2 separate regions of the Homo sapiens genome follow, and region 2 is linked to region 1. Evidence: chromatin contacts called from ENCODE Hi-C or POLR2A ChIA-PET data. All regions are on one chromosome and are shown on one strand. Each heading gives the region's core, a stretch centred on a gene start or an enhancer-like site at or near the end of the contact. The rest is flanking DNA. Distances are from core to core; before and after follow the strand shown.

What was found. A loop is a pair of places that touch in the nucleus more often than their neighbours do. ChIA-PET counts read pairs that join two places held with the same protein, here RNA polymerase II (POLR2A). Pooled maps may share reads with other maps.
Region 2: a map of mammary epithelial cell shows a loop between it and region 1 (4-fold over the local background). The contact joins the promoter of LINC02660 here to the promoter of LINC00702 in region 1. A Hi-C loop is called at or near these places in 6 of 168 maps with a recorded cell type or tissue (IMR-90, chondrocyte, endothelial cell of umbilical vein and 3 more) and 7 of 50 pooled maps. POLR2A ChIA-PET finds 5 or more read pairs at or near these places in 1 of 52 experiments (activated B cell).

The regions. Positions count from the first base shown.
Region 1 is chr10:4,240,913-4,245,329 of GRCh38, forward strand. It overlaps LINC00702 (long intergenic non-protein coding RNA 702), which reads right to left and starts at 3,000. Exons shown (of 3, transcript NR_108040.1): 1 at 2,911-3,000; 2 at 2,592-2,775.
Region 2 is chr10:3,910,514-3,914,803 of GRCh38, forward strand. LINC02660 (long intergenic non-protein coding RNA 2660) reads left to right here and starts at 1,510. Exons shown (of 3, transcript NR_183984.1): 1 at 1,510-1,533.

The DNA.
Region 1 (4,417 bases), core at 1,750-4,249:
TAGACTCTTCCATGTTGACAATTTCAAAAAGAATTCATATCTTTACATTTTAATAGTCTGAGTTTTTAACATTATGACTGAACGTAACAGCAGGAGAGCCAATAAGGTATGATGGCATGGAGGAGGAATTCAGGAGTCGGCCCTGGGAAGCACAGATGGATTGAAGTCAGGCTGATCCACACTGAAACAACAATCATCCAGCACTTGCCTTAGGAATAACAGGAAATTATTATGATGCAGAAAAGTATTATTCCTAAAGATGATGCCTTTACAATAGCTAATCTGTTAAAGGATATTGCAGATGGTGTCATTTGCCTAAACTTCACAAATAGAAATACATTTCAACCTATTTTTAGAGAGTAATTCATTGTATTATTATAATGCTAAAATTTAACTGGCATTGAAATGGAGCTAAGCTACTGAATAAAATGTGAGATTCTACAAGACACACACACACACCCTACAAACACACACATGCACACATATGTCTTCTTGAAGTAAGAGTTTAAAGGTCAAAACACGCTTTCAAAATTCTGAGGTCAAACATATTTCTGGAGTCAAAACATACTTTTAAAACTGTGCTATGATATTGAAACAAATTGTTTCACAGGCGTCAAAGCAGGAACAACCATTCTGATATTCGAACAATAAGTTTATGGCAGCCAAAACTTTGGAGCAGAAAGACCAAATTATTGGATTTCACTTACTCTTTGCCCTCAAAAAGCCACAAGCATGAAAAAAAAGCAATGGAAATGTCTCCTGGTGCTATGAAAAGGGAGGCGTCTTGCTCATTTTAGGGCATTAAAAAAAAATCTTTCCACCGTTTTTATTTTTCTATTTTCCTGCATCTTCGACATCATCAAAGCATGTTCTCTGTTTCTGTCATTTTGAGACAAGCACTAACTGTACTGTCTTCTGTAGTCTGGCAGAGATAATGTATCTGGGTTTCCTTAGTGATATTTTAAACACATTTTTTTTCTGTCCTCCCATACAGAGCGCATACTTTTGGTGGAATTCCTGTTGTGTGGGAGACCAGCTTAGTTCCATTCACACACTCACACTCCCAGATGTGGCCCCATGGGTTTATTCCTGTCTCGCTGTTTCAACAGTCAGACGTTTGTTCTTCAGGCTGCTTGCTCCAGTATCCTCGTCAGACAACCGCAGGGAGCCTTTGTGCATTTATTTATTTATTTGCTTGGTATGCTTCAGTGTTTTGGGGGCTTTTCTTCCCACTGAGTAAGTTAAAACTCTGCAAAAGTTTGCCTCCAGAAAAAGGGAGCCAAACTGCCCCTTGATTACTTGAATTGTGTAAATGAGGGATGGCAGGTGTTGGGGCAGGGAAGGTGGCAGAGAAAGAAGTGGAAATCATTTGGAATCCAGGATTATCACTTATTGTGCCCCTGTATTGAAAAATTACAAAATGAAACTGAAAGGTTGGGCAACAGAAAGAGGATTATGTTTATTTTCACTACCACTAAACTTTGCCACTACAGGTTGGTTTAATTAACCCGTGAGATGAAGTGCTGAACTCTCTGAAAAGATAAATGCTTTCAGAGGTGCCTCAGACACGAGAAACACAATAATATTTATATTTCTTTTTGACTGAGGAAGGTCACTGTGGTGACAGTTTCAGGAGGACACCTGTATTATTCTCTTTTGTCAACAGGACTTGTAATATGAACAAAACATGCAGTCACTTCCCACCAGGATGTGTCCTTCTGGACATCAGCATACGTGCAAGATGACAATTTCAGGCAAGAATTTTTTCCTCTAATCTATGATTTAATCAGTTGGGTGTCTGGGAGTGGGTTAGAGAACATTTCTGAAGTTAAAGCTTGAATGTTTTTCATGTGGCTGGAGGTGAGGGCAGGCGTCCAGGAGACTCAGGCAGCAGCTGCATAGCTCAGTGCCTAAGTGATCTCTGCTCTTAGGAGGATCAATTGAAAGCTTAGGGGAAATAGGGCTCCCAGGAAGATGGGTGCTTAAAAATGAATACTGTAAATGTTACTCAGCATACAATTGAGGGAAAGCCATCACTCACAGGAAGTGAGCACAATTCTTTATTATCTGGGCCCTGTCACTAATGAAACATTCAGTGTAGAAGAAATCAGTCCCCTTTGAGTTTAGGCTTGTCATGATGGCTCTGGGTTTCCTTCATTCACAGCAATCACACTTAAAATGTTTACAGTCTGAAGACCTGAAAAACATGTCCACACCCTTGAATTCGTTGTAGTTACACATGAGGTCAATGTTATCCATCTTCATTTATCAAATAAAGAAATTGAAAATATAGTCTGTCAGAAAATAATTCCAATTCAGATCTTCAAGAGTTCACGTTTTATTGTCCTATTGTACTAGAGCTATTTTTGTAAAACATACATCTTTAAGCTTTCAGACAGAATCGTGAAAACGTAAACTTATCACACACAACAGCATAATATGCAATGCAGTGCAGTCTAGGATATACGCATTAGTGTCAATTTTTAATTAAAAAATGCTGAATTTTGTTTAAAAAGTTTTTTTTTTTCCTGGATCTGGAAAAGGAAATGCTTTTCTGGAGTAAAACACAGAGGATAAGGTAGAATTCTTACCTGAAGTGCCTGTAGGAGATTCCAACGTGAATGCATTTCACACGCTTTTACAAGCTACTTTCTTCTCCTTTCTTTTTTCAATCATCTTAGCAGTCATTGTTTATTTTCTGGAGATGAGTAGTTTTTATTTATACTAGAAAGCCCATAGTTTTTACATAGGTTGCCTTTCATTCTTGGTAAGACACTGAGAAAAGGAGAAAAAGAAAACTTTAGAGATAGAGCAATGGTATAATTGATTGAATGTTACGTGAACTGTCAAGATCAGAACTTTCTCATACTATCTTAGGAATAAAAATATGTTCTGGTTAGTAATCCTCACCAAGTTTGGAAGGTTAGAGGTGACTCAGCCTCCATGAATGTGGTCTGGTCTTATTTTAAGAAGGGCTTCTGAGTCATGTGGAGTTGTGTCAAACTATGTGTTATGTTATGTTATTTTAAAAAGACAGCTTGGAGAGAGGAAATTGAACTATCTTTTTTTTTTTCCAAAAAACTCTGCCCTTTAATAGAAGAAAAGGGCAAGTTATTTCCCACAAATCTCACTCTATGTAATGTAGCCTAGAATGTATTTTTACCACAGATATATTCTTAAAGTAGTTTGGCATGACCTTACTTAGAGTATTTTAAGTTTGTGACTTGAATTGTTTTTGCTTAATATTTATCCTTAGATGTGGTTGAATGCACTGTTCATAACTGAATAAATTTACTATCGATCCATTATTATCGTGATTGTTCACCTATTCAAATTGATAGCTACACAGATACATGTACTATTTTTATCAATATTCAAAATGCATAATGTTAAGTGAACTTCAATTTTCTCAACTCAGAAAAGTAGCAATAGAATAAATCTTGCCTATCTCCCTGAGTTGCAATAACATGTAATAAAATCCTTGGAAAAGTACATCAGATAATGACGGGTTCATGATGGCTCACGTTGACTGGTAATGCCATGGCTTACAATTGAGTATGAAGTCTGCACTGCGGCTCAGCTGAGGGAAAGGCACATCCAGGTGGGTGAGCAGGTCTGCTACAGGAACTCACTCTTGCATTCTAACTTCCCTGAGCCTTTGGGTATGTTTCTCGATGTTATACCAAGAACGTTCTGACATTTTAACCTCAAGTCGTATAGGTCACCTCTGGTTCCATGATTCAGCCAACCGATTGAGAAAATTATTAGTGCCATTATTAGACCCTCAAGCTAAGACACTGAATCAATAAATCCGCTTCAAAACATATACCATGATACAATTGTATATTATTTCCATCTTAATCCCACACTCTTAAGATACATTGTCATTCTTATTTCCCAGGGTTTGTTGATATTAATTGGCAGATCATGCAACTCTTTGGATGTGTATCATATCCCATCACAGGTTTGAGACTTGAGTCAACTCTAGGTCTAAAAGGAAGAAAAAGGAGTGGGAGTAGAACTTAATGAAGATTAGTAGGGCTCTCAATGCAGTACTAATGGGCGGTGGTGGGCATTAGAGATTCTTCAAGAAAAGGGAGACTAACTTCCTCAGGCACGGCTGCAGACTGCTTCTACTGGCCAAGAAGGCAAGGAAAGCTGTCAGAATTAAGGGCTCTAGGTTTCCAGATTAACTAGAATTTGCTCATATATTCCCTTCCCAAACCTCAGAATCCCACTCCTTCCCAGTAAATGTCCTAAATTTAATAAAAGAGACTCTATGAGGTTTGGAATTCAATTTTGGCTATAATTCAGCCACCCACAGGATGAAACTTTGGGTTTCCTGTTCAAAAACCTTGGCTCTCTGGCTACAGGAGATAGGATTTCTTTCAGGACCAATCTAGAAGCTTTCAGGACC
Region 2 (4,290 bases), core at 260-2,759, 330 kb before region 1:
ACTCTTCACTTTTTATCAGGAGAAAGGCTCATTAGCACGAGCTTCCTTTAATGGCTAGCACAAAATAGGTGTTTAATAAATGACCTTGTTGATGAAGAGGATTAATGAACCAAATCCGCATTGTTTTGCTTAATTAGGTATATTTATTTAGGCATGTATTATTAGCAAAACATTTTGGAGATCTGAGGAAATGATCTGGACAATTTTAAGACAGAAATCCTGATATTTAGCTAGCAGTTATTTTAGGTGTAAATAATCAATGATGTTAAGTAGATTCAATTAAATAATTGTTCAAATGTATTTTGCTTCCTTAGACAAAGGGTAGACATAAACTATACCACGTGGCATAGTCTTTTTTGTTCAAAAAGGTAGTCAGTCTGTCTTTGAAAGATCAACTTGACCTAAAATTGTAATTCAGTGTATCTTCATATAAAATTATTAAATTTTTATCTGCAGAATTATTTTCAACAGCATTGATTGCAATAGTTTTGCGATTATGCTTTCCTTTAGATCATAAGCCAATGACTTCTTCCGTCTTACTTTATGCATAATAGAATTGTTATAAGAGAATTAAACCTGAGAGTACTTCCATTATTGGAAGAATTTCTCCTGTCAGCTTTTTGTCAACTGCTTATAAAACTGTAGAAGAAAAATTATTCTTCAATATACGGTTTTCATTATGCATTAGATGCCTTTAATATTCCTAAGTGCCATAATTTCACATATGCCGTGTGTCACCTGGTGTATGTAAACATGAAATTACTTGGAGATTATTGCATAGTTATATCAAAATGCTGAGCAGAAAAAAAAATGACATCCAATATTCACCCAGGGTTTAGACAATACATTTTTGTTTGATGTGAAAGCATTCATAATTTCATCACAGAAGAGCATTTTTCAATGGTGCTCCCAGATTGCCTGTAAAAGATAATTCCTCCCTTGTGGACAGGCTTCTATCTCATGCCCTCCGCGTGCCGCTGGTTTATCTGTGCAGAGAGGGACACCCAAAGGGGGACAGTGAGCCCACTGTGTCTTTTAGAACCCAAAGCGAGTTACTGCAAACCTCAGGCAATTGAAGTGAATATTGGCTAGCTCAAAAGGCTGTGAAGATGACCACCGTATCTATCTGAGTAATTTTTTTCTTCTGTCTCAGTCTTGAAATCAGGCATGGTTATTTTTATTTTCGGTGTATGCAGGCTTAACCTATGTGCTTATATTCACAATGAACTCTTGAATCGGATCCTCTGTGTTTTGCTGGGGAGTATTCATTCCCCACTTGACCTGCTTTGTTGCTCAAAACTTTGTAGCTCATCTTTGCCTTCCCGTCTGTTTATTCTTGGTGTGGGGTTGTCAAGGAGAAATGTTGGAAGGGAGAGAAGGGAGCAGGCATCATAGATGGTATTACAGGCGGCTGGTCTCTCCTCTCTCAGCCAACTATGAGAACTATTTGGGATTGAAGGAGATAAGCTACAGCAAGTCGTTACTTGTCCTGAATGCACGACCTTCTTTCTTTGAGCAAGAGGACAAACCTGGGTAGGGATCTCTATGATGTTTTCTGCGTTGCCCGTGGACGTTCATCTTTCTGATTTGTTAGCTGAAGATGAGGATCTGGAGCAGGAGCTCGGAGTGCCATTGTTCCATGGGCAGATGTGCAGCAGAGATTGTGAGTGGGGTCTGTTGGGGCGGTCAGGGGGCCCTCCTGAGCTGGCCTCTCTCGCCTGCGACTTCACAATGCTTGTTCTGAGTTCAGCGTTTTCACTGGAGAGAGCTACAGCTGGGAAGTGCTGTTTTTTTCTAGGTGCTCTCAGCTGCTATTACCTCTTCTATCTCTTCCTCTGGAAAAATATTAGGGGCCTTTTTGTCTTAACAGAAGAAGAAGTAGATTCATTCATTCTTTTTTTTCTTTTTCTTTTTCTTTTTTTTCAGACAGTCTCGCTCTGTTGCCCAGGCTGAAGTGCAGTGGCACGATCTTGGCTCACTGCAACCTCCACCTCCCTCCCGGGTTCAAGCGATTCTCCTGCTTCAGAATCCTGAGTAGCTGGGATTACAGGCTGTGCCATCATGTCTGGCTAATTTTTGTATTCTTAGTAGAGACGGGCTTCACCATGTTGGCCAGGCTGGTCTCCAACTCCTGACCTCAGGTGGCCCACCAGCCTCGGTCTCCCAAAGTGCTGGGATTACAGGCGTGAGCCACCGCACCCGGCCAATATTCATTCATTCTTTCTCACCTCTTCCTCCGCTCTTTAAGGTTGAGCTTGCCTGGCCCAAGGCACAGAGTTCTGGGAAGGATGGAAGAGAGGGGAAGGGAGAGCACCAACATCACGGACCGCCTTTCACATCAGCGGCAGCAGCAGTAAAACCCCCAGAAAACCTGGGGTAGGCGTGGGGGTCTGTTTAGATCAGCCCTGGAGGCAGCCTCCCATGTCCCTCCTGGACATTTGTTCACCTTCACAGAACCCACTTCTTTCCCATCGTCTGTTCGGATATCTGTTTCCTGCACCGGGCAGGTAGCACAGCACACTCAGGGGTTTCTCTGACTCACCTTGGCAGCCCCAGCCCTCAGCACACTGCCTACCACTTAGTATTTAGAGAACCTATGCCCTTTGAAAAAAGTAGGTAAATAGTAAAATATTATTTTTACCATTGGAACAAACACAATTATATGCTTGATGAAATTCAAACAGTACAAATGCAAGAAAAAAAAGGCTTGTTAGGTACAAATATTGGAAGAAAAGAGCTTGGGGCCAGAAGTGACCCCAGACAGATGGGCTGGGAAAGAAGGGCTTTACAGGGACCTCAGTGGCACACAGGGCCTAGACCCAGAGATGGGGCCTTCTTGACAGGACACCTCTGTCCAAGGGCATGGGTTGCGCTCATGTCTCTGTAACATATTTCAAAAAGGATGCAAAGAAACCCAACTTTTCCGGAGAAAGTGGCAAAAATAATGAAGAGTGGTTGACCAGAAGGCTTAGGGCCCTGGGACTGTGTTGCTAGAGAGTAAGAACCACCTGTCCTTGAGCAAACCAAACTGGCTTTGATCTTCTGCCCTTCTCTGTAGAGGACTGAGCAGGAGGAAATAAGAATTACATGAAGAGCTTCCTAGGGAGCTTCCGGAAGAAAATCTTAGTCCCCTGCCCTGGACACTTTCGCCAGTCAAGGGCAGAAGGTGGCTAAACAATAGGACGGTTGAGTATCCCTTATTCATAGTGCTTAGGACCAGAAGAGTTTTGGATCATGAATTTTTTTGGAGCATTTCAGATTTTCACAGCCGCAGGTAGGGGGACAGGTTGATGAAAGCCCCGCTGTGTCCCGTGATTTGTGACAGATATCTGTTTTCTTCCTCATTCCAATGCATCATCTTGGATTTTGGAATATTTGCATTATACTTATCAGTTGAGCATCACAAATTCAAAAATCCAAAATCTGAAATGCTCCAAATAAGAATTTCCTTTCAGCCTCATGTCGGCATTCAAAAAATTTCAAATTTTGGAGCATTTTGGATGTCAGATTTTCAGACTTGAGGTGCTCAGCCTGTACAGGTTATTCAGGCTCCTGAATTCTGTGATTGCTTTTTTTTTTTTTCTAGAGCAAAGTTCCATAAAGAGCAGATGGAGAGGTGTTGATTAGCAATCAATTAATTAGTTGATATTTATTGGACCCTTAACTCTGTGTCAGGTATGGCTCTAAGGGCTTGTAAAAGCATCAAATCAATTTATCCAGGCCTCATACTGCCCACTCCAGCATGTACTATTATATTATTAGCCCATTTTATAGATGAGGAACCTGAGGAATAGCAGTGTTGAATCACTTGCCCGACGTTGTATTTCTTGAGTATGATTGTAGGTATTAGACGGGGTTCTGAAACAGGGCAAGGATGCAATTGAAATAAAGAAGGAAACAGATACCTGTCACAAGTCACTGGATACAGCTGAGCTTCTATCAACACAACTCAAGTGTGTGCATCTGGTACCTGTCAAGTTAGAGAAATTGGTTGTTGTACAACATGACCTCATAATCAAAATATTGTATCAGAGTGCCTGCTGGTAGCAGATATCCAAACTTCTCTTGTCTCTTGTTCAAGATCAATTGTCTCCTAGCTCATTTGATTCAGTTTGGAGATCATTTGGTTCCATGGACAACCTCTATTGGTGTTATATCTGGGGAAGTGCTTGCCTTGGTCCTGGACTTGATACCACTAAAGCTGATAATGAGAACAGAGTAGGGTTCTATTAGGTGAGAGCAAGGGTTCAGATGGGAGCATGTTAGGAAGCCCCCCATCTCTTCCAGCAC